Regions from separate parts of the Mus musculus genome. Here region 1 is linked to region 2. A link is a loop called in an ENCODE intact Hi-C map of the cell type or tissue named here. Cell type or tissue: gastrocnemius. All regions are shown on one strand. Each heading gives the region's core, and the rest is flanking DNA. Links, peaks and the distances in the headings are about the cores only. Region 1 holds the start of Lalba (lactalbumin, alpha). Region 2 holds the start of Gm33909 (a long non-coding RNA gene).

Evidence for each region. A loop is a pair of places that touch in the nucleus more often than their neighbours do. Peaks named below come from ENCODE experiments on the same cell type or tissue, not always from the same donor. Only the 100,000 strongest peaks of a DNase experiment are listed, where the experiment ranks them.
Region 1: a loop joins it to region 2, with 2.8 times the contacts of the local background. A loop is called at or near these places in 7 of 42 quality-filtered maps.

Annotation. Positions count from the first base shown.
Region 1 is chr15:98,468,392-98,484,858 of GRCm38, reverse strand. Lalba (lactalbumin, alpha) reads left to right here and starts at 2,176. Exons shown (of 4, transcript NM_010679.1): 1 at 2,176-2,323; 2 at 2,628-2,786; 3 at 3,254-3,329; 4 at 4,110-4,459. The coding sequence starts at 2,188. The coding sequence ends at 4,170. It also overlaps the pseudogene Olfr240-ps1 and the pseudogene Olfr280-ps1. In gastrocnemius, for the core only: a CTCF peak has its summit at 9,251 (motif pointing right); DNase peaks (open chromatin) are centred at 8,376 and 9,269.
Region 2 is chr15:98,171,773-98,188,239 of GRCm38, reverse strand. It overlaps Gm33909 (a long non-coding RNA gene), which reads right to left and starts at 7,707. Exons shown (of 4, transcript XR_384431.4): 1 at 7,155-7,707; 2 at 4,640-4,831. It overlaps Olfr288 (olfactory receptor 288), which reads left to right. Exons shown (of 3, transcript NM_001011733.2): 3 at 450-2,227. The coding sequence ends at 1,401. In gastrocnemius, for the core only: a CTCF peak has its summit at 6,643 (motif pointing left); DNase peaks (open chromatin) are centred at 6,150 and 6,796; H3K4me3 peaks cover 1,450 bases; H3K27ac peaks cover 4,972 bases.

The sequences.
Region 1 (16,467 bases), core at 5,552-13,551, 290 kb before region 2:
CCAGAAAAGTGTGTGGTAAAGACCTTTTGGCCATTTGATGTGGACCTCAGCCTCTCTGTGAAGGATCTTCAGTACCACCCTCCCCACCTCCCCCATTCCCGGAAAAGGGAACCAGACAGGAAGCTTCAGCGTTCGCCACACTTCCGCCTTCCCATTTCTTCCTCTTTCAAAGCCGTGTTTATTGTCTGTTGTTCCAGCTCCAGGAACTGACATCTTCCTCTGAACGTTTGCAGCTGTCCCCATTAGCTCTCTGTCCTCAGGTGGCCCCACTCTTAAAAACAAACGGTTCCTCTCGCCTGGGGCACACTTGATTCCTTTTCTGGACTTAGCTGTAGTTCCTGGACCTTATACTGCTTTTTATTGCTTATAGGGAAGGGCAGAGATACGATCATATTACGGGCAAGCAGGTGTGCCTGGAAGTGCGGGAAATGCCTGTGGTCCAAGACTGTGGGTCTCCATTTCCCTCCATCACAGATACTCATTCCACAGCCCAGGGCCAGAGGCAGTTTATACAGATAGCACCATTGGGAAGACTCCATCAGACCTAACTCTTCTCATGCAGTCCTCTCCTGTGTGGTCCATGGTCATCTTTCCATCCCCACTGAGTCCCCATGGGACTTGCTCAGTGTGACAGAATTCCCGTTCTTGTCCCATACCCTCCCAGTCCTTCCGGGTAGAACACAGGAGACCCGCAGAGTCAGCATGCTTGCAGTGTTTCTGAGCATGCGTCTCTTTCCATTCAGGGGTTTCTGTTCATCCATCTTGGGTTTCACATCCTCCACACGAGTTTCAGTCATGCTGTGTTATACACTGGTTACACTGTGTAGAGGGGGATGGGGTTGAACAGAGAAGAGTGTCTCTGTCTCTGAAGATTTACAGATAATAACCAGTTGGAAGACTTCCAGTTTATAAGTCTTAGGTGGCTTGGTTAGGATGGAGACCTCGGGAGACGTCAAAAAAAAAAAATCAGGTTCATAAAATGAGCACAGGCAGGAAGGAGGGAAAGGATTATTGATGCCATGAGTGTAGTACTCCATGACAGAAAATTACAGGAATTATTTGAAACTAGTACCTGGCCCTGACTTGCTTAGGGGAGATACCTATTATAGCTTACCCAGGACCCTTTCCTGTCTGTGGCCAACCTTCGCTATCAAGGACCACTTACCCAAGAACAATGTTGCTATGAACAATGTTGCTATGAACAATGTTGCTATTAACAATGTTGCTATGGAATTAGCCTTGGATTGACACAATGTCTTAGTGACACCAAAAAGCATCTAGCTAGTTATGGCAGAGGCGATTGAGGGCAGGGCGCTTGGCAGTTTCTCTCTCTCTCTCTCTCTCTTTCTTTTTATTTTTCTTTTTTTGTTTTTTTGAGACAGGGTTTCTCTTTGTAGCTCTGGCTGTCCTGGAACTCACTCTGTAGACCAGGCTGGCCTCGAACTCAGAAATCTGCCTGCCTCTGCCACCCAAGTGCTGGGATTAAAGGCGTGCGCCACCACTGCCCGGCGCTTGGCAGTTTCTTATAGAACAGCTAGATATTTTTACACAAAACTTTTCACATTATCTATCTCCCTCCATAGGAAGTCTTGGGATCCAAGTAGTAGTTGAGTCTCATGCTAAATGCCACCATGTTCCATCCCTTTTCCCAAGGCTCTCAGTTATGAGTCTCCATATCAAGGGGCTTTCCTGGACTTTGTCCTATGGCTAGGTTGGACAGACAAATATCACCTTTGATCCTAGGATGTGATACATCCCCTTTCCACGTTCTGTATGTGTTTAGGGGTAAGCATGGAGTTGGCTGTAGCCAACTGTGTTTTCCAGTCACCTCCCTTGTATTGTCTCTGAAGCCTCCTTTGTTCCAAAAGTAGGTTAAGGAAATCCTGCTTCCTGGAAGCAGCCCTAAAAGAAATGAAGGTTTACCAGAGCCAAGTGAGAAGCTGGGTCATGTGTGGAATTATGTGGGAAGAAAACAATACTTGGTATTGACTGGATGCAGGAGATGGGGGGAGGGTGGCAGGATGGAGGGAGGCTGGCAGGCTCAGGGTTTCTATTTTGGCATAAGCATCTCTTCATCATTGTCTTCCTAGAGAGAAGGCCCGGTGCCAGGAGGCCAGAGGCCTTCTTCATACATAAAAGCAGATGAAGTGAGCGGTGTCTGCATTACAAGGTCCAGGAGCAGTCAAAATGATGCATTTCGTTCCTTTGTTCCTGGTGTGTATTTTGTCGTTGCCTGCCTTTCAAGCCACAGAGCTTACAAAATGCAAGGTGTCCCATGCCATTAAAGACATAGATGGCTATCAAGGCATCTCTTTGCTTGAATGTGAGTTCATACTACGTCCCTGCTTCCTTCCATTCCCACCTCTCCCTTCTCCTCCTTCTCTGTCTCCTCGTGGTGTGGTCTCGTACCTCTTCTTGTTCTGTCTTGACCTCTTGTATTCAATTACTTCTCCTGCCCTGCCTGTCTCCCATTGTCTGGCCTTTCTCATTTCACCAAGATAATCTGGACTTCACCACTTTTGGAGATTGGTTGGGAAGCCCCCCCCCCCCCCCCCCCGGGAAACCAGTGTTTCAATTATGGTACTCTGAGACATCTCTGAGAAAGTTCTTTCTTCTGTCTCCCTCAGGGGCCTGTGTTTTATTTCATACCAGTGGCTACGACACACAAGCTGTTGTCAACGACAACGGCAGCACAGAGTACGGACTCTTCCAGATCAGTGACAGATTTTGGTGTAAAAGTAGTGAGTTCCCCGAGTCGGAGAACATCTGTGGCATCTCCTGTGACAGTGAGTATCCTCTTTCACCACACTCTTCTGTATCTCTACAGCCTGCCTCCGAGTCCTCCCAGGCAGCCTCCTTGTTGGTACCCAGCATGTCTCAGGTGTGCTGGGTACCATATGACTTGAGATAGCAGTGCTTAGTAAGAACCTGGTCACTGGTCATGATCTCCACATGCCCAGAGAGTCCCCTAAGGTTCAGGGAAGGGTAGTTTGGGACACTTGTGAGTCTTGAAGTCTGATACGCTGTATTTTCAGGGCGTGATGAATCTGATGCTGTCTCGTGAGGTGTCCTAGGGAAGGGAATGGAGTTCCCATGGAGGGGAGGCATTATCAGACTGGCCGTTTCATATAGAAAGTCTCTAGGCCAAACCTTCAACTCAGAACCAGTTCCCCTGACTCTGGGGCCAGAGGAACCAGTCCACTGAGCTGTACTTCTTATTTGTCTTGTTCCTTCCTGCACTCTGTTATAACAGAGTTATTGGATGACGAGTTGGATGATGACATAGCGTGTGCCAAGAAGATCCTGGCTATCAAAGGAATCGACTACTGGTAAGTCGTCGTCTTTGCTCTCTTCTGACCTCCCTCTCCAGACCATTTAATTTTGGATGGAGTCTCCAAAACAAAACTCATCTAGAGTCCCAAAGGTCTACATTTAAAATGCTTCTTCGTGTCATTTTTGTGTGACAACTTCCCCGATATGAAGTTCCATGTTGGAAGACTGATGTCCAGGACTCTCTTCCCCTGGCCAGTTCTCATCCTTAAAGCCCTTGTGGTATTATTCCACATCTTTCCTAGATCTGAACTCTTATTGATTTTATTATTATTATTTTGGCTTGTTGAGAGAGGTTTTTGTGAGTGAGTGTTTGTGTGTGTATGTGTGTGTCTGTGGTATGTGTGTGTAGCCCTGGCTATCCTCGAACTCACTCCGTAGACCAGGCTGGCCTCAAACTCACAGAGATTTGCTTACCTATGCCTTCCGAGTGCTCAGATTAAAGCCATGCTCCACTAGTCCTATTATTATCATTGTTATTGTTGTTGTTATTATTATAGTGAGCCTCATTCCACTTAGAAGCCCATGCCATTTCTTCTCTACAATCTTTCACCTCACCCTGAGGACGAACCTAAATGCAGCTTTATGCTAGTCACTGACAACCATCATTAAGAGGGGAGAAAGTGTGTGTGTGTGCACGTGCGCATGTGAGATAGCTGAGCAAAGTATGATGATATACACGTATGAAAATGTCATAACGGAACAGTTATTTGGCATAGTTAAGTTAAATAGAAAGTTCCAGCCAGCCCATTCATTTTGTCCATTTCTTTTGTGATCAGGAAAGCCTACAAGCCCATGTGCTCTGAGAAGCTTGAACAGTGGCGTTGTGAGAAGCCCTGAGCCCCCCCCCCCCCCCCCCCCGTCCTTGCTGCTCCTGCCCCGTGGTCAGGAATGCCTCTTCCCTAAGGCTACCTCAGCTTGGCTCTTGCTATTCCTGTGAAGATGATCTGCCTCTGAGCCTTGTACCCTGTAGTGACACCACCGGACTCTAGAGGACTTTTTTTTCCCTATGGGAGTGTGACTGGCGCACTGGACTGCAAACCCTTGCTTAGTGACGGCGAGGGTCTCGATGGGGGTTTTACAAAATCGAGAGAGCCCTCTCCTGTCCCAAATAAAGGGCCAGACTTGATGTGTCTGTCGGTGTTTTCTTTCTACAGGGAAAGGGTGGAAATAGGGCAGGGCTCTGAAGTTCCAGGTCGTAGCCACTCCACCCGCTGCTGAAGGAGGAGAGCTTACCACAGGAACATGAACAGCATTATCTGTATCAATTTGTTGGCCATCCAGCAACCACAGGGGATACAAAGTTGTTCGAGGGGTTCATCCTAGGGGAGACAATGCAGATAGTTGTAATACAGGGAGCGGTGTTACAAGACTAACGAGAGGCTAGAAATATGTCCCGAACAGAATTAGCTTTTTAAATGACACATTTATTTTTATGTATATGCACTGGTGTTTGCTTGGGTGTATATCTGTGTGAGGGCATCAGGTGCCCTGGAACTGGAGTTACAAACAGGTGTGATCTGCTATGTGGTTGCTGGGAATTGAACTGGGTCCTCTGTAGTGTTCGAAACCACAGATACAGCTCTTCAGCCCAGCCCTGCCTATTCTTAGAGAAAAGATAATTTGCATCTGAGGGAAATGGAAAAATGGAGATCAAGAAAGCACCCAGGGGCAGGGGAATTAGCTCAGCGGATAAAGGGCTACCCAAGCAAGTGTGAGGACCCGGGTTTGACCCTTAGCGTGTATATGAAAAGCTGGCTATGGTGGTGTGAGCTCGTGGTTTCAGTTCTGCGGAGGTGGACACAGGAGGATCCCTGGGGGTTGATGGCTGGTGAGTCTAGCCTAATCTGTGAGCCTCAGGTCCTAGTTCAGAGGTTCTGTCCCCTAAAACAATGAAGTTAGCTCCTGAGAAGTGGAAACCCCAGGCTAATCCTGGCTTCGACACTCACATGCACAAATGTGTACCTGTCACAAACACACTATACCTCAGCTCCCAAGGAGGACGAGAGTGGTGGATCTTTTTTTCTTAGCATCTCACTATACAGCTTGGGCCTGAATTTCCACTCATCTTCCAGCCACAGGCTCCAGAACACTGGGATTACAGGTGTGTGAGGTCACACACTTAGACTCTCAGGGGTGGAATTTAACTGGATTTGGAAATATAGGTGGGGTTTTGACAGGGTCTGGGGTGGTAGAAGTTATAACAGAATAGTTATGAGACAACAGATGATTGAGGGAGCTGAGGAATTTATTTTTTCAAGGTGAGCTGCGACAAGACCTCTTCTCTGGAAATCACACATATACAGCATATACAGCACTTCTTTTCTTTTCCTTTCCTTTCTTTCTTTCTTTCTTTCTTTCTTTCTTTCTTTCTTTCTTTCTTTCTTTCTTTCTTTCTTTCTTTCTTTCTTTCTTTCTTTCTTTCTTCGAGAGAGGGTTTCTCTGTGTAGCCCTGGCTGTTCTGGAACTCACGTTGTAGACCAGGCTGGCCTCGAACTCAGAAATCCACCTGCCTCTGCCTCCCAAGTGCTGGGATTAAAGACGTGCGCCACCACCGCCCGGCGAAAGTTACCATTTCTTAAGAATGTATTCACATGGAGCCTTTTGGTTTGGTCTTTCTCTACCACATGTCTTGAACCTTGTTTGTTTTTTAAGCTGACTGCTTGCAGAACTTTCCTTATTTTGATTGTAGGATGTGTGGCAGGGGTCAGATCCTGGCCTTGCCATTCGTTCTTGCTACTCATTGCTGGTCTGAGTGTGACCTGCTCACCTCTGTCCCATGTGCATGACCTGATTTCTCTTAAGAAGCTTTGAGTTAGGTGGTTTTCTGAGATTTCCTGCTTCAAAAGATCTCCACCGTATTAGTTCTTTTAAAAAATATATGTGAGGACATTCCAGATAAAACTTAGGGGGAGGATGGGTTTAAATGGCTCTTGGCTTGAGGATGCAGTTTGCTGTGGCAGGGAAGCCTTGGCAGCAGACTGTAGAGAATGCTGGCCACACTGTGTGCAGTTAGGAAGTCAGGAGAGATGAACGCTGGAATTACATTCATTTTCTCTTTTTTATACAGTCTGGAAACTAGCTCATGGGATGATGCTGCCCACGTTTAAGGCATGGTCTTTTCTCTTTACCTAAACATTTTGGGAACACCTTCATAGACACCCAGAGATATGGGTTTCCCTGGAAATTCTAAACCCAGTCAAGAGACAATGGAAACTATTGCACTACCCAATACCCTTTGAGACTTCTTCTGTCTTAGCAATCATCAGCTCCTAAATGAAGCTCCTATGCTTAGCAAATCTATAGGCACAAATGAGGTGTGTGTGTGTGTGTGTGTGTGTGTGTGTGTGTGTGTGTGTGTGTGTGTAGAGCTGCCTTTTATCTGTGAAAACACTCCTAGGAAATAACTGGCATCCATCGTTACACTGTAGTGTAAATTTAAACACACTATGTCGTCTCTCCTGTGACACTGCATGTTATCTCTCCCATACTTATCATGGTACAAAGGCTTCTCCAAGTCCCCAGGATTTATCCACGCCCTGAGCATGGGTGTGTGTGGAAGGGTAGAGTCAGAGGTTCATTCTACTCCCTGAACTTGCATGTTTTCCCCTTAGCCATCAACTTGCACTTGCTTCAGACGGCCTCATGGTTGGGGAAAAAAAAAAAGGAACCAGCACCATCAAATGGCAAAGCTGGACTGTGCTGATGAGTGTCCTGGTGTCCTGGTTCTGGTCATGTCGGCTGCCTTTGCATCATTATCACTGGGGGATACTTGAGGCAGCTATCTCATAAAGAGATGAGTTTATTAGCTCCATTGCCTTGGGGATTCAAGGTCCAAGATTTGAGAGTCTCACAGTGTGGGTTCTGTGAGGACGGTGAAGAGCAGTGTGCAGCTGTAGGACTGCCCATGGGATCAAGTGTTATGGATAGCAGATGGCCGTACATCAGATGGAACGGTTACAAATTGCATCAGATAGAATGGTTACAAGTGATGGATGTCGGTGTATCAGATGGAATGGTTACAAGTGATGTATCAGATCTAATGCTACAGATGGTGGATGGTGGTGTATGTACCACTGCACGATTGCACTTGGGATCAAATGACTCTGCCCTGCAACTGTGAATTGCACAAGGAAGACAGGAGAGACAGGATCATACAACCTTGCTCTAGGTTGGGGGAGCAAGAAGCAGAATGGGAGCCAGCATGTAATCAGGTTTTGTTTTTAAACATCCAGTCATTTATTGCTACCGAAGGTTGTGTGTATAGCTGGGCATGGTGACGCACGCCTTTAATCCCAGCACTTGGGAGGCAGAGGCAGGCAGATTTCTGAGTTCGAGGCCAGCCTGGTCTACAAAGTGAGTTCCAGGACAGCCAGGGCTACACAGAGAAACCCTGTCTTGAAACACCAAAACAAACAAACAAACAAACAAACAAAATAAAATAAAATGCGTGTATATCCATCCCTGTTATGTATCAGGATGGTGGGGCAGTCTTTCAACTGTTCTTTCCCTCGGTTCAGTTTCTGTGTAAGTGGGAAACCACTTCCTAAGTAAGGCGCACTGATAATGTTCTTTTGTACAAGCGACAGCAGAGGACATTTGAGGTCAGCATTTGCTACTCTCAGGCACACACTTGTGCCTAGTCTGTTCTTCTTCCCCCCACTAGCTTGCGTATTTTATTTACTCAATAATTAACATGGCATTCACAGAATTATAAGAATTATAAGTTGTCTTGTGGGAACAAATGTTACCTTTGTGACTCAGTCGAGCGTGATTATCCCATCTGACGGACAGCTAGCACTAGCTAGCTCCTCCCGCCTTCCTTCTTCCAAGTGAAATGCTGTCACCTGCTGTCACCTCACGTGGGATGATGAGGGAGCTGTTTTCTTCCTTTCCTATGCACATGTCCTACCACCAAGCCACACTCTCCCTGCTTACAGCAGCAGACTTGACATGGGCAGTCCTCTTGGCATCGGGGAAGAAGCCGGATGGGAAACTGCCGCTCTGTCTGGGATGACTTCTTGTGAGCAGAGTGTCCTGGAGGCTGGTGGCTGGGCATTTGTTCTGCTTCTCCAACTTCTCTTTCCTCTAGGTCTGGAACAGTTCCAAACCCCAGGCAGGAGGTTCAGGTGGGAGGTGGGAAGGCTTGAGGAAGATCTGTCATATAGTATCCACTGAGCTCACAGTAAGGACTCAGGTCAGTGCTCCACAAGATGGAGTCTCTCTCCTCTTCCGATTTCTCCTCTGGGATATTTTCTCTGACACATCACTTGCAAAGGCAGTGTTCCTTTTCAGATGTTCTCTCCCTTCCCTTCCTCCATCACTCACTAATCTCCGTCCCTATCTAATGTAACTATTAAGTAACGATGAACTAGACCACGGAGACACAGAAGTTATTAGAAGTTCTGTCCTCAGGAAACTTAAAATTAGTTGGTGGTCCTCACCTTCCGGGTCTCCTAGGCCCACGCAGGACAAGGGCATCTTCAGGTGGATTCGCTACTTCTTCATTCATCCGTTAGGTGGTTCACAAGTACCAACTGTGGATTTGGTGAGCCTTGCTCCGGGTACTGCTTTTATGAATGAAGACAGGGCTCTAGAGACACAGTTAATTTGTTTCTTTTTCACTTACTTGCAGGTTTAGATCTTGCAATGGATTTTTTTGTTTGGGGTGGTGGTGGTGGTGGTGGTGGTGGTGGTGGTGGTAGGGGAGATGGAAACAAATGGGAGTTGAGTCTTACTCAGGCAAGGTGCTACTTACTCAGAACGTGGCACTATCCTCACTGGTGGTCTGACAGGTTGTTTCATTAAAAAAAATAGCTGTAGAAGAGGCTAGCGAAGCTCCGAGGATTTCCTAATGTACTAAGTGGGTCTTTCGGATGTCTCAGGCATCACCTGCTCTATTCTGGAGGTTTCCTAATATCCCGCCACTAGGGGGCAGGGCAGTGGAGGGAGAGAAATTATTCTTGAGGTGACATGGAGGTGGCCGAGTGGCAAGACCTCTTCTAGCACCTTTCCCCTCTACAACTCTTATCCTCGATGGAGAAGGAGAGTCTGGCTACAAGGTCAGTCTGGACTTCCGGCTCAGCATCCTCCTCAGAGCCGCCTTGACGTCCTTGTTTTTCAGGCTGTAGATGAGGGGATTTAGCAGTGGGGTCACCACACTGTACTGCAAAGACAACACTTGCTCCAAGGCTGAGCCAGATGCTGGAGTCATGTACCTTAGGAGGGATTACACAAAGGAGCGACGTGAACTCAGGACGAGGATCTGGACTCCACTAAGAGCTGTGGTCCATCCTACTCTCACTGAGCGCACAACTGGCACCTCAGGGTACCATCACCATGGCAACCGGTGAGCTCTCCCAAGGCCAGCTGTTTGCTAACTTCTCTTTGTGGTCAGGCTGGGTGTTAGTATGGAACCTCACTCCCACACTGGGAAGTCAGTCATTTCTGCCTTCACTTGCCTCCAAGCACGGGTGAGATCACAGGGAGGAGTCAGCCGAGAACAAGTTCTGTGTACTAAGGGGCTCAGGTGAGGATCGCACTAAAGCGTTTCTAGCGCACTTCCAACTCTTCCAAGCATCTTGGCTTGTAGCCATGACAACAATACTACCTTTTCTCTATATTCACAAGAATTCGGACACACCAGGTTCTCACTCAGTTTCTCACTCAGTTTCTTGCAAAACTACGTGTCTAGTTTACAACATTGCCATTGTTTCCCACATGCACCGCTCTGAGGATTACTCTCACAATCATAGCCTATCGTCGTTGTCATCGTCGTCATCATCATCATCTGTGTATTAGTGTTTGTGTGCATATGTGTATGTGCATCATGTGAATGGCTGGTAGCTACGGAGGCCAGAAGAGGGTTCCTGGTCCCTTGGAACTGGAAGTAAGGATGGTTGTGAGCCACCATGTAGGCTCTGGGACCTGAACCTGGGTCCTCTGCAAGAGCAGCGCGTGCTTCTGACCACTGAGCCATCTCTTCAGTTCCAGCACATTATTTTTATAATGCCTGATGGAATACATTTTTTTTTTAAGTTTTATTTTTCTTTGGCTTGAGAAGGAGCCCAAATCGGTGAATAAAGTGAGAGATGAAAGTGGATTAAGCAGAACATATGACTTTAATTTAACATCCTGAGATTAAATCATTGGGCATATCTAAGTATCCCTTGGGTTATTTCCCCCAAAAAACATTATTACTTTTTCAATGGCATTATCTTCATTGGTACAAATGTGACTTATCAAGAGTGCTTGCTCCTTATGGACTCTGTGGACTTAATTTTAAAGATATCCAGGGACTGGGGAGATAGCTCAGTGGTTGAGAATACGGCTGCAATGAAGGACTGTAGTTCAGTTTGGAGTATACATGTCAGACAGCTCAGTACCACATGTACCTCTAGCTTCAGAGGATCTAATGCCCTCATTAGGCCTCTGCACACATGTGGTGTGTGCATGCACATGTACATATACACACACCCACATGCACACAGACACACATGCATGCATGCACACTCACAGATACATACACACATACACCCATACAAACACATACATACAGGCATACACAGATACACACCCACATATAGTCATACACACATACATTCATGTGCACATATACATACACATACACACATACATACATATATATCCATCCATACACACACAGACATACATACATGCACACTCACAAATACACATACATACACATAAACATACACACACATATATATACAAACAGACATACACATACACACATGCACATTCATATACACATACATACATACATATACACACATACACACGTAACATACATGTACATGCAAACACAGACACACACATACACACATGCCTACATGAACACTCACACCACATATACACATGCATACACATATACAAACACATACATACATATATACACATGCACATTCACACACACATATACACATAACACACATATACACACAAACACAGACACAAACATGCACACTAACACACACATACACACATGCATACACATATATAAACACAGACACACATACATGCACATTCACATACACACACACACACACACATATATACACACACACACACATACATACATTATACACACACAGACACAAGCAGTCTTAAAGGGAAAGGTATTCATCTAGCTATAATTTTTAATCATCTATCTTTCTAATATTTCTGCGAAATAAGTAGGAGGAACCTTATTGCTGCTTTACGGTATCTGTGATATTTATCCCCAGACTTGGGTGAGCGCTCCCACACATCCAGCTTTAACCTTATCATTTCTCTCCCAGACACAGCAAAGGAGACAAACACTGGGCAGTGGATTCATGCCCAGCTCAGGAGCAGAAGCACAGGAATTATTTATCTGTCTCTTGGTAGGGAAAAGCTCGATGGTTAGAGATGCTTATACTTGAGAAAGGGGGAGACCATGAAATATACTTAGCTGGGACCACAGCCATCTTGTTTGGGGCTTTCTGATGAATACTCTGTTCACTCTGCAAACTCAAGCTGTCTACCTGACATGGAGGTTAATAATAACTGTGGGAGTGAGATTACACGCCAACACGGAGCCTGGCCACATCTGGAAGTTAGTGAACAGTTAGTGTCAAATAATCACAGTGTGGGCCAACTTTCCCTTGCAGGAAAGAGAGCTGGTGTCTCCCTCAAAGATGCGGTACTTCTCTTCTCTGTCTAGCACTACATCAAAGTCTTCCAACGATTCTGCATTGCCCTCTGAGAACTCTCAAATCATAGGTTAATAAAGTATAAAAATGTTTAGTCTTTGTCTAAGCTCCTTTCTAGAACAGACAATTCAGCCTTTGGAAAAAAATGGATTCTTTTCTTTTTCTTTTGGAGAAAAGGTCTCATTGGGCCACCCAGGCTTTGAACTTGTGACCCTCTTGGTGCTGGGGATTATAGGCATGTATGTACTCCTATGCCTGGCTTACAGGATCTCTCTCTCTCTCCCTCTCCCTCTCCCTCTCCCTCTCATCTCCCTCTCCCTCTCCCTCTCCCTCTCCCTCTCCCTCTCCCTCTCCCTCTCCCTCTCCCTCTCCCTCTCCCTCTCCGTCTCCCTCTCCCTCTCCATCTCCCTCTCCATCTCCCTCTCCGTCTCCCCTTTCCCCCTCCCCCTATACTTGTCTCTTTCCTTTCTCTCCCTCCCTCCTTCCCCTTTCAAAAACCTGCAGAGCTGGATAGGAGCTCAAGCCTTTGAAATTCCTGGACAGAACTTCAGGATGGTGTTTTCCTGCTGCACAGCAATGCTGTTTGGTAGGTCAAGGGCAGTTTAGGAAAGGGACACTCAGCACTTATGAGTAAGAACTACCGCGTGACACACCTGAACACTCCTGAGCCATAAAAGATGGTAACCACAAGGAAATGAGAAGAACACGTGGAGAAGATCTTGCTCCGACCTGTGGCCGAGTTGATGCCCAGGGCTGTCTTGATGATACGGCTGTAGGATCCCAGCAGGAGGGCGAGTGAACCAAAACCTAAGGTCGCCAAGGTGGTCAGGATGGCGGCAATAGTAGCGTAGGGGTCAGAGCAGACTAACAAGAGCACTGGAGGAAGCTCACAGGCAAAATTGTGGATGACGTTCGGGCCACAGAAGTTCTCCTGAGCTAGCAGGAGGGTGTTAACCAGGCCGACACACATTCCTATGGCCCCAGATACAGCCACCATCCCAGAACATACCTTTCCATTCATAGTGACCACATACAACAGCGGGTGGCACACAGCCTGGAACCGGTCATAGGCCATGGCGGAAAGGAGGCAGGCTTCGGTGGCCCCAGAAAATATGACCAGGGCGATCTGAATGAAACACCCAAGGAAGGATATGGTCTTCCGCTCAGACGTGAGGTTCCTCAGCATCTTGGGCACAATGACGGAAGAGTAGAAAGCATCCATGAAGGAGAGGTACCTCAGAAAGAAGTACATGGGGGTGCGAAGGTGGGCGTCAGAGCTGATTAGCAGCAGCATCAGCAGGTTCCCCGCGAGGGTCAGGAGGTAAATCACCAAGAACAGTATGAAGAGCAGTACCTGGCTCCGAGGGTTGCTGGTTAGACCCAGGAGCACGAACTCAGTGACATTTCTAACTTCCATGAAGCATGCAAGCTGAGGGACAAGTACTGAGAAAATTGCTCAGCTGTGCTGTGCCCTGTGTGCCCAGGATGGTGAACGGCGCTTCTGGATGGTGAATTGCGCAGACTCGAGGGAGGGCCGGGCGGGGAGAGGTGATTGCTTGGATGTGGCTTTCTTTCTGTGTGGGATCCTCAGCTCTTTCTAGCTCAGAGCAGTGAGCTCCTGGCCAAAGGGGAGAAGGTGTGTGGAAAGCGTGTAGAGGAGACCTGGGAAGGCAGGGAAGGAGAAGGAGGGTTAGAAATCAGGAGAAAGAACGGGAAGAAGCTGAGGACAGACCCCAGGACGCTGAGAGGTGTTCTGCTCTGCTTCCAAAGGGAGTCAAGCTGCAGCTGCAGGAGGATTGACCAGCACAACAAATCAGCAGCAAACGTTCTGGCTGTCTGGATGACAGACCATAATGATGTCTGAATAATTGCTGGAAGCGCTGTTGATACAACATGAGGTACACACCCTCTCTCTGTCTTCATGGGTTTGTAAATCACTTGAATTTTTCATAAAAACGATTTAGTAGAGTAGGTCAGATGTCTTAGCCAGTAAAGATGCTTGATCACCAAGGCTGATGATCTGAGTTCCGTCCCTGGGACCCATGTTACATGTTATCCTCTGAGCTCCACATACATGCAGTGGATACACCCACCACCTCCAATAAATGTAAGGGAAACATTTGGGAAACTAGATGGTTTCCAAGGTCCATTCCAGTTTAGACATCCTAAGAAAGACATGGTCTGAATAGAAATCCCTGTCCCCCTGTATGCGACTCCAAGCAGAAGTGGCACACAGTCTAATGGAAGCTAGATGGGGGAGGCCCTCAAAACAGAGGCTCAGGATGTGTGTGTGCATCAGCCCTTCCAAAGAATTCTAGTTTCAGCAAATCTACAATGTGCTCGGTTTTCACTGCACTCTCAGGGTTTAGCCCAAGACCTGAGGTTCTCTGATCTGAATTGGGTATGGATGAAGCCCTACCAAATTTAGACCACTCAGCTTCTGCACATTACAGCTATCATCTCCCACAAAGGAGGAGGGGTAAACGGTACTTGGTAGAATGGACAAGGTTCAGTTGAGACCAGAGGAAGGAGAAGAAGGTGCCTCTCTTCTTCGCAAAAGATAACTCAGGTTCATAAGTGGGGATCTGATCTCGCTCTCCTTATGACTCCTCCCCTTCTGGGGTCCCCGACCGGGCAGCTGTCGGGATGGATGGATGTGAATAAGGTTTATCCTTACCTGGATCCCAAGGCCCACACCTGCTGTGTTCGGAGGAAGATGCGTGGAACACATCCTTTCCAGTGCTGCACAAAGGCACAGGTATGACTTGGTTTCTGTGGGCTCCCCTCGGCTCAGTCCTAGGGGATGCAGGCCTAGGGGATGCAGGGACTTCTGGGAACTGAGCTCTTAAGTTTTGGTGATGAGCCTTAGCCTTTAATGGCTGAACTGTCTCTCTAGCTCACAGGAGACCTTTGAATACGGCTTCATCCCCATAGTCTTTATGTCCAAGGGGAAGGGTAGTTTTCCAAAATTCTACTTACAAATAACAATGGCCAGAGGGACTTGGAGTCATCCTCAGACCTGAGAGGATGAAGGAAGTCCCTAGAGAGACCCTTAAGCAGGTCCGCTCTGAATCTGAGTGGGTCCTCGTGGCTGACTCTTTCTTTGTGTTGCCCTTGTAGTGGGTTACATCACACAAGAGGGCCCTGAGGCAGCCAGTATTCTGGTTTTAGTTCTATTATTATGTAAAAATATCATGGATATATGAGTAGGTTATAGGTATACGCATTGCATATATGCACAAAATTCTGAAAACACACACACATGCACATGCATAGACACACAGACACACGAGCATGCACACACACAAATGCACTTGAGCACCCCCCCCACACACACACACAAATGCACTTGAGCATACACACACACACACACACACACACACATGCACACCCCTTTTTACCTTCCGGTATCACCCGCTCTGCTTACATATCTACTGTGCCTCCCGCCTTAGACTCCTTCCCCAGAGGAAGTGCCTTTTTACTAACTATAATGTTATCGTGTTGTTCAGATATCTCCACAAATCTAATAAAATGTTTAGCTGACAAAAAAAAAAAAAAAAAAAAACCTCCGAAAAAGTTGTTATAGTATTTTCAACTTAAACATTCTTTACACGGAACACATTTGCGACTTATCTTACTCAGATATGAAGTTTAAAGAGTTTAAAGCATGGCCTCTTGTTCTTGAATTATTATTGTAGCACACATACTTGCTTTCACACTTATAAATATGACCTGTGGAGTTCATTTAGTGTCGCTCATGTGTCCATGTATTTTGGGCTGGTTGCTTAGGGTTGGCGTTCCTATCAGGGGCTCGTCCCTGGAGCAGACTGGTTAATTCCTCTCTCGGTGGTCATTTCTTGCTTGTGGTTATTCATGTAGGAGCGGGGACTTGATTCCCCATCCTCAATGGCATGCCATCTGTTGTCACTTTTCAGGTTTTGTTTAGGTGGCCACATTGCTGAGATTTTGTGGGTACAGCTCCCTGTCATGTATAAACACTGTCTCAAAGCAGATGCCCTGGTCCTCTGGCTTCCGTGACCTCCCCACCCCTTGTTCCATGGTGTCCCCTGAGTCTGTAGTGTAGAGTATGTTGTAGAAGTGTCAGTTGGTGTTGGGCACCCTATGTCCAGGGTTCTGTGGGTTTTGACCATTTGTATGTTTCTGTAGTGGCCTGGGCTTCAAAAAGAAGCTTCATGAATTTGGGAAGTGGGGGCATGGGAGGGGCTAGAAGAGGAAGAGGGAGGGGGAAATGATGTAAATACAGTACTCAAACTAAATTCTCAAAAATAAACTGGGCTTTGTGTGTATGCTCCTTTAATCCCAACACTTGGGAGGCAGAGACAGGCAGATCTCTGTGAATTTGAGGCTAGTCTGGTCTACATAGCAAGTTCCAGGACAGTCAGGACTACATAGAGAGACTGTTTTAGAAAATCACATGTGTGTG
Region 2 (16,467 bases), core at 2,998-10,997:
TGTGCTGGCAAGTAAGTGCAAGCAGGCAAAGAAGAGTGAGTCTTCCTTCTTCCAACGTCCTTATGTAGGCCTCCAGTAGAACATATAATCTAGATTAAAGATGTATTTCAACATCCACTTGCCTCAGTCTCCTGGGATTAAAGGCATGTACTAACTTGCCTGGGCCTAAATTTTTCATGGCCACTATGCCTCAAGATCTGGATCAAAAGCATGTATCATCCCATGTCGAGATCCCAGTCAGAAGCCTGTGTCTTCCAGCCTCAAGATGTGGATCACAGGTGTGCCCTCCATTTCTGGATTGTAGTTCATTCCAGATGTAGTCAAGTTAACAACCAAGAATAGCCATCACACCAGGGAAAGCCTCTTGCTGGGTGTCTGGTCCAGGTGACCATCTTAGCTCCCATACAGCTGTATCCTTTGTGCTTTCCCTGTCCCCCATCCTCAAACAGGTCCCAGACAGCAGACCCGAAGAACAGCAGCAGCACTGTGACTGAGTTCATCCTCGTGGGCTTTGAGCAGAGCTCCCCTTCCACACGGGCATTGCTCTTCACCCTCTTCCTGGCTCTCTACAGCCTCGCCATGGCCATGAATGGCCTCATCATCTTCATCACATGGACTGACCCCAGGCTCAACAGCCCCATGTACTTCTTCCTTGGACACCTGTCTTTCCTGGACGTCTGCTTCATCACCACCACCATCCCGCAGATGTTGGTCCATCTGGTGACCAAGAACCACACTGTCTCCTTTGTCTCTTGCATGACCCAGATGTACTTGGTCTTTCTAGTGGGTGTGGCCGAGTGCATCCTCTTGGCTTTCATGGCCTATGATCGTTATGTTGCCATCTGCCACCCACTGAACTATGCCCAGATCATGAGCCAGAAGGTGTGTGTCAGGCTGGTGTGTTCTTCCTGGATCTTTGGGATGGTCAATGGTATCTTTCTTGAGTATATATCATTCAGGAATCCCTTCTGCAAAGACAACCACATAGAGAACTTCTTCTGTGAGGCTCCCATAGTGATCGCTCTCTCCTGCGGGGACCTCAAGTTCACCATGAAGTTGATCTTTGTGGATGCCATTGTGGTGTTGCTCAGTCCCATGGTGCTCATCATCACCTCCTATGCCCGCATCCTGGCCTCCATCCTCCACAGGGCCTCCTCCTCAAGCCATAGGAAGACCTTTTCTACTTGTGCCTCCCACCTGACTGTGGTCATCTTTTTGTACACTTCAGCCATGTTTTCTTACATGAATCCCCGCAGTACACATGGGCCTGACAAAGACAAGTCTTTCTCCCTCCTCTATACCATCATCATGCCCATGTGCAACCCGGTCATCTACAGCTTCCGCAACAAGGAAATGAAGGGGGCCATGGGGCGGGCTCTTGGGAGAGGCAGCCTGGCTTAGGCAGGATCTGCCCAGAAGGAGGGTGTCTGGAGAAGTTTCCTCAGTAGGGAGAAGGTTGCTTTTCTCAGCACCTCGCTTTTCAATTCTGGGGAAGCTCTAAAAAGGAGCCTTGCCACTAGACTCAGACCTAGAAGTTCTTCCTGATGTCTCAGGCTCATTTCTGACTTTATTTCCAGAATTGTTTTTCCCATGAATTTTCTTTAAGGAGACGTGAGGCTTTCCTGACTAGTTCCTCTGTGTTCCGCAAGAGTCAATGAGTATTTAACTCTATCTTGTCTGTATAGTTCTTTTACATGCCATCCCCTGGGGGAACTTTTTGCACATACATTTAGGAATAAGTGACTTTTCAATCTTTTAATATGCCATATTAGACTTGGTATTGGAAACAAAGCAGACATGTAGATTACTGGAATTGATTAGAGGGTAGAATTCTATGTAACTTTAGCCATCTGAGTTTTGACAGATGCCTTGGTAGTGCATGTCACCAACTACACAGGATCTACAGGTGCCTGGGAAGCAAGCCTCCATACTTCTGAGGGATTATTTAACCTCTGATCAGGCCCATGAAGAATTATGTTGATTAAGTGAACTGAGGTTGGGAAATCCACACTACAAGTAGGCAGGACCATTCCTGGTTCCGTATAAAACCCAGCAAGCTAGCAGAGTAAGGTCAGTCATCCACTGTTTCCCGTGTATAGATACAACGTGATCAGTCATCCACTGTTTCCTGTGTGTAGATACATGATCCTGCCACTTTATCTTCCCTGCCAGAATGGACAGTTTGCTCTTCAACTATAAACTGCAATAAACTCCTTTTCTTTTATCGAATTTGTTGGGATATTTTACACAGCAGTAGAATAAGAAATGAAGGTAAATGGTCAAACTACACATTGCAGGAAGGCAGCCTCTCCGCTGATGGTTTTGGGGAAACTGGGTGTCTACTTGTGGATATCCAAAAACAAACCCCAAATGCATCAAGAACCCCAACATGAGACATGAAACTCTAAAGCTGGCTGTTAGGGAAAAAGTGGGGGTATACATCAAGACACAGGCTTTTATGAGTAGAAGGTCAGACAACCAACAAATGGGACCTTGTGTGATTGAACTGAGTCTGTAGCCAGGCGGTGGTGGCTTGCCTTTAATCCCAGCACTTGGCAGGCAGAGGGAGGCAGATTCGAGGCCAGCCTGGTCTACAGAGTGAGATCCAGGACAGCCAGGGCTACATAGAGAAACCCTACCTTGAAAAGAAAAAGAAAAAAAAACTATCAGTCAAGTGAAGAGGTAATCTATAAATTGTAAGAAAATCTTTCTTAGTTTTACAATGAACAAAGGGTTAATGTCTAGAACATAGGAAGAACTTAAAAAAAAACCTAAACATCAAGAAAACAGCTCAATTAAAAAGTAGGCTGTAGAACTGGACAGAGGGTTCTCAAAGGAAAGTTCTAATAATTACATCCTTTCCTCCTTCCCTTTCTTCCCTCCAAAGCCTCCCGTGCACCCATCTTTTGAATCCAGGGCCTTCTTTTCATTAATTGCTGCTACATTTCATAAACATATTTTTTAAAATGTTCAATGTCATTTGCCAATTCGTTAGGCAAATGCAAACTAGAACTACTTTGAGATTCCACCTCACACCAGTCAGAATGGCTGTCATCAAGAAAACAAGTGACAGTGGAGTGTGGTGGCAGTGAGTTCTAAGCCAGCCTGGTTTACCTAGTGAGTTCCAGGACAGCCAGGGCTATATAGTGAGACCCTGTCTCCACAAGCAACAGGGAAAGGAAATGACCGGGCTGGGGAGATCAGACAGCTCATGGAGTAAATGAGCTTGAGATAAACTCTTTTTACTGGAAGTCAGACAGATAGGAGGAGACAACAAACTCTACAAGCTGTCTTCTGCCTTCCTTAGAGACCCTGGCCTCTGCCTTCCCTAGAGACCCTACCTCTGCCTTCCTTAGAGACACTGTGGTGTGTAGGTGCTTGTAAACACACACGTGCACAAGAAATAAATAAGAGTAAAAAGTGTTTAAAGAATCAAAACAAAGAATGAGTTCAGTCCCTATCTTCAAATGCTGGTGAGGCTGTAAAGAAAGTGGACCCCCCTGTTCACTGTGGGACCGTAGACTGGTGCTGCCTCTAAGGAAATTGCTGCAGAGGTTTTGAAGACACCGAAAATAGAGCTAACATATGATCCAGCTGTAACACTTCTGGCATCTACCCAAAGGGCTCTGTATCCTGAACCAGAGACTCTGTTCATAATAACCAGAAAATCCTGTCAGCCTAGCTGTCCCTCACCCGAAGAATGGATACTGAAAGTGTAGTACCTGCACACAGTGCAATTGTATTCATCTTTTAAAAAACAGTGAAATCTGTAGGGGGGAAGAAAACGAAATGACATGGGGAGCATTGTACTATGGTAACCGATAAACGATGAATGTTCTCAAGTCTTAGATTCAAAGTTGTAGATTTGTGTTGTTGACTTGGAAGGCCTGTAGGGACCAGAAAGCTAGAAAGGGGACAAAGACTGTGTAATGGGAGGGGCTGGAGGGAGAGGAGAGAAAGGGAGGGGAGGGAAAGGGAGCAGGGCACATTCGATGTGAAAGTAAAGGGGAGACAGGGAGATCCAAGAGTTGGCAAGTCTCAAGCAGGATGAATACAGGAAGAGAAAGAAAGGGTTAGGAGGATTAACAAAAAAGCAAGAAGGCAAGAAAGGGTTCCCTGAGATATATTTTGTAGATCTTACTACTTTTTAAGTTAAATAAAAATATTCTTAAAGGGGGTGGGGCATGCTCAATAGCCAGTGGTATATATTGAAACCCTGTCTCAAACAAAATAGAAAAGAGAGAGAGAGAGAGGAGGGTGGACTGGGTCAGGAGATGGCCCATCAAGTAAGGCCATTCCTGGATGCCATACAGATGGAAGAAGAGAACCAACCTCCTGGAAGGGAGGGCCGCTAGAAGTGACCTGTGCTGCTAATCGGTCTCACCTAAGGGAAAGTAAACTTGTCCCAGACTTTAAGACTATCATTTGGGCTGGCGAGATGGCTCAGCAGGTAAGAGCACTGACGGTTCTTCCAAAGGTCTTGAGTTCAAATCCCAGCAACCACATGGTGGCTCACAACCACCCATAATGAGATCTGACGCCCTCTTCTGGTGTGTCTGAAGTCAGCTACAGTGTACTTATATAATAAATAAATCTTAAAAAAAAAAAAAAAAAAAAAAAAAACTATTGGTTTACCCACCTGGAGTCAGGTTCTTAACCCACACACAGGCTGAGAGAGAGGACACCAATCTTCCTCAAGGACAGACCTTCAATAGCTCAGGTCCTGAGAAGACCTTTTCTGGGTCATGAAACTGGCAGTAAGTTTCTAAGACTTACATACATAGCAAAGGCCCAGAGAAAATTACCAGTGGCACGTGTTCTGAAGTAAGTTCTGTAAGAAAAAAAGAGGAGAGACTTACAACCCAGAAGAACCCTGTCTAAAGTTATCAAACTGAGGGGAAGGTCACCATGACCTTCCGGGTCACCATGGAGTCTGGAGTCCTAGCTTTCTTAAGTTTGAAATTCCAATATGCAAAAAAGTCTCGGAAAAGGAAAAGCAAGCCGGGAAAGGGCAGGCAGAGAAAAAAGACAGTGGGCTTTTGAGTCAGTTTTTGAAAATTACATCACAACCGTGCAACAGTGGTTCTCAGCCGTCCTGATGCTGAGACCCCCTTAACACCGTTCCTCATGTTGTGGTGACCCCCACACATGAAATAATAAGGTTATTTTCGCTGCCACTTCATAACTGTGAGTGTGCTGCCGTTATGAATTGTAACCTAAATATCTGTGTTTTCTGATGGTCTTAGGCGACCCTGACCCACAAGTTGAGAACCGCTCCCCGACAGTTCTGAGCACTTCTAGACGGTGAGATTATGAACAGGGCAAGAACTGTGTTATTAAAGGGTCCGTGTAAAACAACATTGAAGCCCAGATAACAACAGCTCAAGGCTATTAAGTACGTTGGTCCTAAGACCTTTACAGTTGAATCCCTTGATAGTAGGATCACTATTTGACATCAAAAACAGAAGTTCCTAGTGGGTTTTTTTTTCCCAGATTACACAGTATTTAAAGGGTGTGGCTACCATTCTCACTCCAGTGCCCTTGCCCCAGAACCTACCCCCCTTCTCTTCTGGCACGACACTGCTATTATCCTTTTGACCTCTCTCTCAGCAGCTGTGATCACCTACAGGTGACCTGCACACTCCATTGACTTCGTCAGTGAAAGGGAGAGGCTTATGAGGCCCCTCTTCTTCCTAAAGACACCTAAGTAGTTAATAGAGGAAGTGGGAGTGGGGCTATCCAAGGTCAAGGATTCCAAGGAGAGAAATGTTTCCTTTAGTAGCATACCTGCCCCTGGGTAGTCAGTGTCCCCGAGACTGACCGCAGGTAAACTCACCAGCTACACTGCAGTGGAACTTTGTTACTGTCCTTAGCTCACCTAAGGAGGTCCGGAAGAATGCCAAGGAGGTGATGTTAGCTAAACCATGAAGAATTCGGAGGAGCTGTTAGGTGCAAATCGGGAAGGGGTGCTGGCTGTTAGGACTGAAATTCCAACCCCCCCCCCCCAAAAAAAGTTGATTTCTTGCATATGTGCGTTCAACAAGCATGTCAGAAGGTGGGTTGGGGGCTAGGAGTTAGTGAGAAATCCGACCTGGGGTGACCTGAAACTGTCCTCTCAAGCCTCCCAGGTGGAACAGGTCATAAGAAGGGCTCACAAGCTATTGCCTGTGCCAGATCTCCCCTGCTGCAGCTGTGGGCTGTCGTCGCCCCCGCCCCCTGAAGGGAAGAGCTGCAGGGTCCACGCAAAACCAGATAACTACTTAAGAAGGGCTCCGGAAAGGCTGGATTCAAGAAGACAAGATGACTAGGTGGGCCTAGAGCAGCTGTTCTTAACCTGTGGGTCTCTACTCCTTTGGGATGCATATCAGATATCCTGCATATCAGATATTTAACATTACAATTTATAACTAGCAAAACTTGTTATGAAGTAGCAACGAAAAAATTTTTATGGTTGAGAGGGTCACCACAACATTAAGAACTGTATTAAAGGATCGCAGCACTAGGAAGGTTGAGAACCACTACATTAGAGTTAGCTCAGCCCCCTAAAAAAAAAAAAATCCAGAGAGAACCCAGAAGTTCTCTCTGATCCTCCTCTTCTTCCCCGAGGTCCTCACATCTCCCTGCCCAGCTCCACCTGGCGGCAGCACCCGAAGACGCTGCAGGCCTTGACCTGATTAGAACCAGGCAGAACCTGCGACCAATCAGCCTTCCTCCGCCTATCGGCGCGTCCTGTACAACCAATGAGCGCCGTCTCCTTGACCAACCCTCCCGCGCCGGATCCAGATTTGTCCACCTCTGAGAAACAAGGTCTATTTCGGGATGTGACTGCAGCGGCCGAGGTGGGCAGCTGCAGGATCCTGCCCAGGAGCTCAGGGCGTGGGATACCCATCCAACCGAGTACCCCTCCCCTTCGGCGGAGGCTGGGGGTGTGGGTGGAGCATAGCCGGAGAGCCCTCTACCAATCACATGAAGGCTCGGTAGCTGCCCGTCCAGTCCGAGGATGCGGAGCCTGAATCTCTCCAAGCGATAGCTCCATTTTTAGCGAATTGTGTAATGCTGGGCTGCACTTCCCGCCAGTAAACAACTGCAGTGTCCTCAGCCGCCTTATCGCCCCCTTTCAGTTAACCACCCGAGAAAACCTTCTCGCCACGTACCTCGAGTCCCTGGGATCTCTGAGTTCCCACAATGTGTGTCTTCCTTATCTCTGGACTCCCGCGTCGTTTTTGAGTAATTTATTTTTCTCTCTACCCAATTAAATGTTCAGCGCTTGGCGCAAGTGCTTTTGACTGTACCGGGTGTTGTGACGGTATTTATTCCTCATAAAATCTAGCAAAATCCTGGTACGTTAACCAAACAGAACAGAAGGAGAGCTTCTCCAACAGGACAGGGGAGAAAGTGTTGAGAACCCTCACCCCACAAGTCCCCGAGTCTTGTGAAACGGTTTAGCATATAGAAAAATACGGCTTATGTGGGTCATGAAAATTAAACGCTAACTGTAACGTTTGTAATACTAGCTCTAAAGACCTAGATGTCTTCTGTCTGGCTCTACGACTCTTCGACTCTTCGTCCTTGTCATACTGGCCTGTATAAACTGTTCACATTCGTCTCTGCTTTCCATCGGGTTCGATCCATGAATGGCAAAGGCGGAACCCGAGGTTGGGTATCTAGTCTACCCACCTCACGCCACCTAGACACCCCTCCCCTCCCGCTTTCTCTTTAGGGGGTTTACTGATCCACACACTCCACCTGGTTCTGTCTCCCAACATCTGCAACAGAGCTCTCACACTGCTTCTAGATTTTTGTTTTGTTTTGTTTTGTTTGTGTTTGTGATTTTGTACAGCCCCCACCTGGGCCTTTAAAAATAATTCTTTCTTTAAAGTATCCTACCCAAACACAAGACCCGCCTTCCTTACTAGGAAGCAGAAACAATCGCCTCAAATAGGAACATCTGAAAGGGACGACGGGGTCCCAGGAGATAGATAAATCTGAGCATAATGTTCACTTGATGACCTGTGAAGTGTAGATGCTTTGGAGTGCGTCTGTTATGCTACACGGCCTACTTCTCAAAAACTCTCTTCCCCCATAGGAGTGGACAGTTGCCATCAAGAAATTCTATATCTCATCTACCCATCACTACAGCTGACCCTGCACTTTTGCCAGGCATACAGAGACAGACAGACAGACAGACAGACAGGAAGGAAGGAAGGGAGGAAGGGAGGAAGGAAGGAAGGAAGGAAGGAAGGAAGGAAGGAAGGAAGGAAGAAGGAAGAAGGAAAGAAAGAAAGAAAGAAAGAAAGAAAGAAAGAAAGAAGGAAGGAAGGAAGGAAGGAAGGAAGGAAGGAAGGAAGGAAGGAAGGAAGGAAAAAGGTGGTGCACAGAGAAAGTATGTTGAAGTTAGGGGAGACAGAAATAAAAGACCATATCTCCCATATCTCCAGAGAAAGAGCCCAAGATAATGCCCCCTCCTCCTGCTTTGTGTCAGCCTTACATGTTTGCACCTTGTGCTTGTGGAATAACTTTACACCCTACAGAAAACTCAGCAAATGTTACCACTCACCCTAACAACTATTAGCAATCCTCTGTGGGCCCGAGCACCACACATCTCTGTACTTATTTGGAATAACGAGTTCATTTTGCTGTCAAGAGTTGGGGGACTTTTTTCTGCAAGAATTACTCATTCTGGCCCTTCATCTTTCAGATATTGCTCTGATAGATTGTCATTATGTTTTATTTGCTCCTCAGGAGATCAGATGAGCCATACTCTGATTCATGGCACGCACCATTATTAATGTCTGCAAGTTAAAACTCTCTTGTTCTATTCATATCTCTTGTCTCTACTCTCATCTTTCTGCTTTTATGGTAGGTTAATAATTTTCTACTGTGTATATTTGTGTTTTGCACACATAGTTGCTTTGTGGAATTTTCTTTTTCTCTACTGGGGATTGAGCCCAGAGCTTTGCCCATGCTCAGCAGATGCCTATCAGTGAGCCCTACCTCCGTTCCTAGACACTCATTTTTCTAGTTCTCCAAAGCTGCTGAGATGTCTGCCCTGTCCTAGGTTTACTTGAGTCACTGAGCATGTTTTTCCAGCTCCATGCACTTTGCCAGATGCTAACATTTATTCTGCCTCTCTTGGCTCACTCTCACAGTGGCATGACAACTCCAGTGTCATCTCCAGTTCTGCTCACTAGGTTATAACTCTACATCAGACATCCCTGCTTGATCCATTCTGGAACTGTAAAAAGATTTATCCTATATTGTGTAAAGCTCTAACGTGACATGTATTCTTAGATGGCTTTCCAAAGACCCTATAGAGCTGCATGTCTGATATTTGCAACTTTGCCAGCTCCTATTTTTGTAGCTTTGGTAGCTATAAAGAGATAACACATTATTGGTTTAGCTTGTGTTATATTATTAACTATTTTAATTGAATTTTCATATTCCTATTAGTTTTTCCTCTTTAGTAAGTTGCCAGATCACATCCTTTGTTCCTTTATGCCAGTGGTCTGACGTCTTGTTCCTATTTATTTGCAGGTATTAATTGTATATTCTAGAACGATATTTTATTCTTGTTCATTTTAGGCAAAGCCAATATTTTTTCTATTCGACTCTGTCATCAACCCATTTTGTACATGATGTCCTTTGAAATTCACAGATTCTAATAGGATAAATGTGTTGGATTTATTGTTTGCAATAGCTACGGAAGATGGAATGATTATTACTGCTATGATCAAAAATATTTGAGTTTGAATTTGTAGCATTTTTAATCTATATAACATTAGCATATTAAAAGGTTAACTAGACCAAGTTAGCCTAGAATTCAGAGATCCTCCTGCCTCTGCCTTCCAAGTGCAGGGATTAAAAGCATGAGCCATCATACCTGACTCAATAACTCTTAAAAGGTGTGTGTGTGTGTGTGTGTATGTGTGTGTGTGTGTGTGTGTGTGTGTGTGTGTATTCCTCTGAGGAACAAGAGTACAGTGTCCCCTGAGACCAGAAGAGGGTGGCAGATACCAGAAGCTGAGTCACAAGAGGTTATGGGCCAACCAAAGTGGGTTCTGGGAACTGAGCTCAGCAGCTCTGGAAGAGCAGGAAGAGCTATTAACTGCTAAGCTGTTTCTCTAGCCACAGTTAACTTTTTATTATTAAGCTCAGAAAAGTTGAAAAATTGTAAAAGCAGAGTCCTCGTGGTACTTTTGAAAGCACTGGTGTATGGGTACCACTCCGTTAAGTTGATTTTCTGCACATCTCTATATCTGAGTTCTTTAGGTGGGCTCCCACCAGCCACGGCATATACTCCTCCAAGGAAAGTCTATTGACTAAGTGTCATCTTTGAACCTTTAATCTCATAGACTTTCCAACTACAAAGATTCTATCATCTGAGTATTGTCATTGGATTTGTTTGTTTGTTTCGCCTGATCTCCTGGGCTAACAGGGACTCATCCACATGGTTACCTTAAAGACTCTCCTCTGAGGAACAAGCAGACCCAGAGCAGCAACTTCTGCTGCCCCCTCCCCCTTCTACAACAGCAGTCCTCAGACTTGCTAATGCAAGGTTAACACTGGTCCCTCAAGTTGTGGTGACCTCCAGCTGTAGAGCTATTTCATTGCTACTTCATTACTGTAATTTTTCTGTTATAAATCATAATGGAAATATCTGGCGTGCAGGGTATCTGATGGACTATGAAAGGGGGTCCCGACCCACAGGTTGAGAACCACTGTGCTAAGGGCTACCATTTCCATTAAATTACCTTTCCCCTTCCTGTTAGAACTTGGCTTCATGCCCATGTTTGTTCTTGAGATCTGTAATGCTGCCTATTTGCCTGTTTTCTTAGCCTCTGGCACATTTTTACAAAGGTACCTCTTCCCTCTCCTTTTATTTACCGAAGTGACTCCTTTTTGAGTCAGGCTCTCTGGGACAGAATGCTGCTTTGCCTTCGTAATGTTAAGTGCCACTTTGCTTTTCTTTCTTTCTCCCTTTTCTTTGGGTATTGTTTTATGACCCTCACTGCCTGGTTTTGTCATCCTCTCCAGGACCCTCTTCTTCTCAAAGTTGCCAAACTCGAGGCTAAAGTTCTGTAGATTACAGTGAGCTGCTTCTGTTCCAAGAGAACAAGAGAATACAGTCTGTGTCCTGGAGTGGGCGAGCCCTTCTCCCCTGCCAGAACTTAGCTCTGTTTCTTTGGAACAAGGGACTGCTGGCCCCTTTTGACTGCCATGTTTCAGGCAGGAGGTCAGGTCGGCTGTTTGTTTCTCGTTTGCTTGTGATACTTTGTCTCTATGTGTAAAATGCAAGAATTGTATTGTTTTGCACAACATACTTTGTACATCTGTGCAGACACCTATGTAGCTCATTTAGGGAAGGTTTGCTGGTGCTTTGGCCAAGAGCACTCTACTTCCTTTTCCCAGAGTGGGATGCTATGCCAGCTGCTGCTTTTCTTCCAATGTTCTCCCTACTCTGAGTCTTTACAGTACTTCATTTCTATTGTACCTTCTCCTGCCTGCATGCACAGCAACTTTCCCCATATGCCAAGGACCAACCTGGAGAAGGGGTGTCTGGGAGCAGCAAAAAGAAATGACTCAAAGTCAAATTGTAACTGGTAAGACCCATTGGACATCTAACTTACATATAAATAGCTGCACAAACATCAACAAAGTTTCTTTCAGAAAAAAAACTAAAGACTCTTAGAGGTGACAATGTTTCAGTTCCATCCTCACCTCTGTTTCTCTTAAATTCTTTTTCAAGATTTATTTATATATTTAATGTATTCACCACTGCGGTTTCAGACACACCAAAAGAGGGCGTCAGACCCTGTTACAGATGGTTATAAGCCACCATGTGGTTGCTGGGAATTGAACTCAGGACCTCTGGAAGAGCAGTCGGTGCTCTTAACCACTGAGCCATCTCTCCAGCCCTCACCTCTGCTTCTCAATTGCTCCTTTTCCTTTTATTATTCAGCTGAACACTTTTTTGGGGCTATTATCAAGATGCCTTTATAATAAAGTAAATTTTGCTTGGTGTGATGGGCACATACTTAATCCCAGCACTCTGGAGGCAAAGACAGGTGGATCGCTGTGAGTTCGAGGTCAGACTGCTCTACGGAGTGAGATCTTTCCTCAGAAAAACGATGATAATAATGTAAATTCCATTGATACAGGAAACTGTTTTCTCTCACACATCTAAACATCTTTCAAATAGAATGTCCTATATAACCAATGGTAGTTTATAATTCCTGCCAGCTCCCAGAAGTCAGGACACAAGGACACTCCTCGAGCTTGACCTTAGCTATCATTCAAAGTGACTGATATGACTGGAAGCCCTCAGTTCATCAACCCTTGGAGAAATACTAGTGCTGTTCAAACACCTACCTTAAACTGTCTCTGGCAAGATCAAAGGAAGTACAGCATCAGAGATTAGGAGTTGGGCCGTGGAGGGAACTCCCGCAGGCAACATTTTCTTTCCTAAGAAACTGCTTTGCTAAAACTCAGTATGGCATCTAATAGAAATGCATAGAAAAAATACAGACAGGGACAAAAGTGATTCAGAAGTGCCAGGCTCAAGGCTAAGTAATTGTAATTCTGGAGTGACTTTTAGTTATAGTTGTGTACGTGGTAGTGATAGTTTAAAGTCCCTTTTGAAATTTAGAAATAAATGATATTTAAATAAGAACGAACCTTTAAGACCCAAGTGATAAGAACCCAATGATCATTCGTGGCAGTATTCTTTCCTTTCCTTGGGGATCCTAAAATGAGGTGCCACTCACCCTACAGTACCATAAAGTCCCCGTAGACACCTCAGACCCTATAGCACGAATACACAGTCGCAGCTCTCAAGGTACCCATAAGCCTGGAAACAGATGGACAGTGTGCTCAGGATTGAACACACGCAGGCAAGGAGGAGAAAAAGGCAATAAGGGGGGCTGGGAGGGTGCTGGAGAGATGGCTCAGTGGTTAAGAACACTGACTGCACTTCCAGAGGTCCTGAGTTCAATTCCCAGCAACCACATGGTGGCTCACAAGCATCTGTAATGAGATCTGATGTCCTCTTCTGGTGTTTCTGAAGACAGCAACAGTGTGCTCACATACATAAAACAAATAAATCTAAAGGTTATTGTCATACCCCACCACCACCCACCACCCACCCCGTTGCCGCCGTAGACACTTAGAGGAAGGATGAGGTCACATTTCTTCATGTCTAAAGTGGAATACTAAAGTCAGGAGCTTTACAGAGTAGCGGGTAGCGGAGGCATCTCCGGGGAATGAAGAGCAGGACACTTTGGCCACAGAGTTCACTATTCCTTTTTGTTGTTGTTGTTGGGTTTTTTTTGTTTTTGTTTTGTTGTTGTTGTTTTTCGAGACAGGATTTCTCTGTGTAGCCCTGGCTGTCCTAGAACTCACTCTGTAGACCAGGCTGGGCTCAAACTCATAAATCTGCCTGCCTCTGCCTCCCGAGTACCAGGCATGCACCACCACTGCCCGCTTCACTACTCCTTTCGACTTTACCCATTAAAAATTTTGATGAAAACGGTGAACCTTGCTCTTAGAAATAAAAGCACACATTCATAATAATAATAAAAAAAGAATTGTCTAGTATCTCTGGGGATTTTTTTCACTTTCGGGCAGCATGAGGGGCAAACGACCAGGGGAGACGGGTAATGCCAGTAACTAGGACAGAAGGCTCACTTCTGGAGATGAGGTTTGTACCTGACTTTTCTGGAAAGGAATGGAGGCTCATCCAGGACTGAAGGAGCAGAATTCACTTGGGAACCCTCTCCAGCATTGATTGGAATGATCTGAGCTTCTGATGAGGTAAGACGGTCCTTAAAGAGTAGCTAGGAAAAGAAATATAGGGGGTGGGGGTGGGGGAGGGTATGCCCGGCTCTTGGCAGGGAGCTTGACTCCTACACACACACACACACACACACACACACACACACACACACACACACACACGCCATATTTTATATTTAATATAGGGAGCAATGGGAAGATGTTGCAGATCATTAAGGAGAGTAACTATTCAGAACTCTGGTTTAGGAAGATTAATTTTCGGAGTAGGTAACCGCGGGAGGAGCGAAGTTAGTTTATGGCAGTTGCCTTTTTAAAATATATTCTTCAGATCCATTCTACTTATTCAGCTCGCCACCCACCACATGGCAGGAAGCCAAGCCTTTAGTAGGCATTTGCCAGTCCTGAAGAGAAAAAAAGACATAAATTCACTTTGAGGTTCCTCTTGTAATGTCTCTATTCCTCAAAAGGTGGCGCTCTTACAGCACTATTTACAGAGCCGGATTCTTTCTCTAAACACATTGCTTCCAAGCAGAAAAGCTGTTTTTCAGGGGGAACTCACCTTCTGAGGACAATGTAGAGGCGGGGAGGGGGTGATGATAGCTAGTATGAAAGATTGATGGACAGCCCTTTTATGTCTCAGTATTCCGACCACAGTAGGCGCCCTGAATACAGTTCTATATTAAGCATTTTAATAAGGGGAGAAGTTTATGAAAAGCTGCCTCTCGAAGCAAGACATTTTACGTCTTGCGAGATATATAGACATATATTTGAGGAGTGGCGTAGCTTAGTTCTAGGAAGGCTTCCACTCATAGACGTCAAGCAGAAAGCATAATCTGCAACGCCATTGTGAGTCCATAAATCTGCGTGCTGTGTGGAAGGGCCAGTTTATGTCACAGGGAAGGGGGTCGTTCTCCAAGAGCAGAGTTTAGCTGTACCAGGTTAAAGCTGTAGCTTATTGCTATGAAACTGTCTGTGCTTTGTCTTTGAGTCTGGGAGCAGATCTCTAAGAGAGGCACGTTAGGTGGGTTAGAGACGGCGGTTCCAGAAACAGTTGTGGTTGGGTTGGCCCCAAACTGAAAAGTTTAACTTGAAGCCATGGAGTTTGATATTAAGTTATTTTCTCTCCATTAAAATGTGCCTTCCAGAAAGGAGGGAGGGAGGATCTCAAAGTTACCCACTTCACAAGACCCACCCCTGAAAGGTGAGGTAAACAGTAGCACTTACCTTACAGGTGTATGAGAGAGAGCTGCCTGCCAGTGGGCGGGGAGTCCCACCGATGCTGCTCTTGGGAGCAGCCACCCATGCTGGGGTGGGCTGTTTGTGATGCCTTGGAGTTACTCATGCTTCTCTAATACTCCCTTCAATCCCAATCCCCCTATTAAGCAAACCTATAAACTCACTAGTTCTTCGTCCTAGACTTGGGTGAGATGGTTCCTCGGTTTGCCTTTGGTGTCCTATCTGGGGTGAACAGCGACATGCTTGTGCATTCCCCGGTGAACTAAGACATTGCTTACTTAGACTCTCGGGCATCTTTGTCAACCCTCTACTGTTAAAGACTTGGAAGCAATGGGGAGAAGGGCTGTAGCACCTGATAGATGCTAATGTAATTAAAATTCATCAAGGAAGTGGTGAATAATTCCATCGAGATGGCCGTTCCAATTCCAGCCAGGAAATACTCAGGAGGCTCCAGGAGGCACGGATGCTGCAAGAGCCAGGCTCAATTGGTCTTTTCTTCATTGGTGCTTTTTGAGTTGAAACATCTCGTTACACTTTACTCAATGACTAGTCCCATTTTACAAAAGCCTGATCCTTACTCTTAAAGACTAAGCAAAAACAATGGCCCTTTATCTCTAGAGAGAATATATATTTGCAGGCTTTTGTAATTTCCAATGTGTGTTGCTTCCTGAAATATTCAGCAGTGAGCCCTGCCATGAACCCTGGGTGAGGAACTCCAGCTGAAACTCCCTTACCAGCAGGCTGGAGAAGAGACCTCAGAAGCCAGGGGCAGAGAAGGAAGAAACAGGGGTGAAGGAGTAACCTGTGCAAAAATCTGTTCCGGGTGCAGATAAGAAGGGGATGGGCAGAACAATTGCTCTCTGTGGGAAGGCTGCTCTCTGGACTTGCCAGGTTGCAGGGAGTAACTTAAGGGCTGAGAACCCCTGGAAGACAGTGTGCAGAGCGATAGACCTGGAATCCATGGCTAAAGGCCTCAACCAGAACTTTCTATGGAGTCTAAATGGGCGTTGCCTCAAATGACAGAGAATCTGACCGATAGGGAACAAAAAAGAGAGCTCACCTATGGAAGAAACTGACGGGGATGCCAACAAGCACTGGAAACTTCCTCTCCAATAGCAGATCCAAACAGCCATCTGCTCCATGCACCCAGTGCTGAGAAAGGTCTAGAACCAAAGCCTGAACTGTAATCTTTTTCACTGCCCAAATGTGGTTGATTTCTTTTTCAGGATACTCTCAGGCTCTTTGAGGAGCCAAATTAAAAAAAAAAAAAAAAATAGAGATGGTTTCTATCCAAGGCTTCTTTAAATCAAACCGTCTCAGCGTTAGGTCCTGGCTTTGCCACATTCCAGTCTGTGACCTTGAAGCCTTAAATCTGTTTCTGAGCTGTTATGTAAAAAGTAACAACGCGCTCTCTACCTCATAAAACTGCTGGGAGATAAA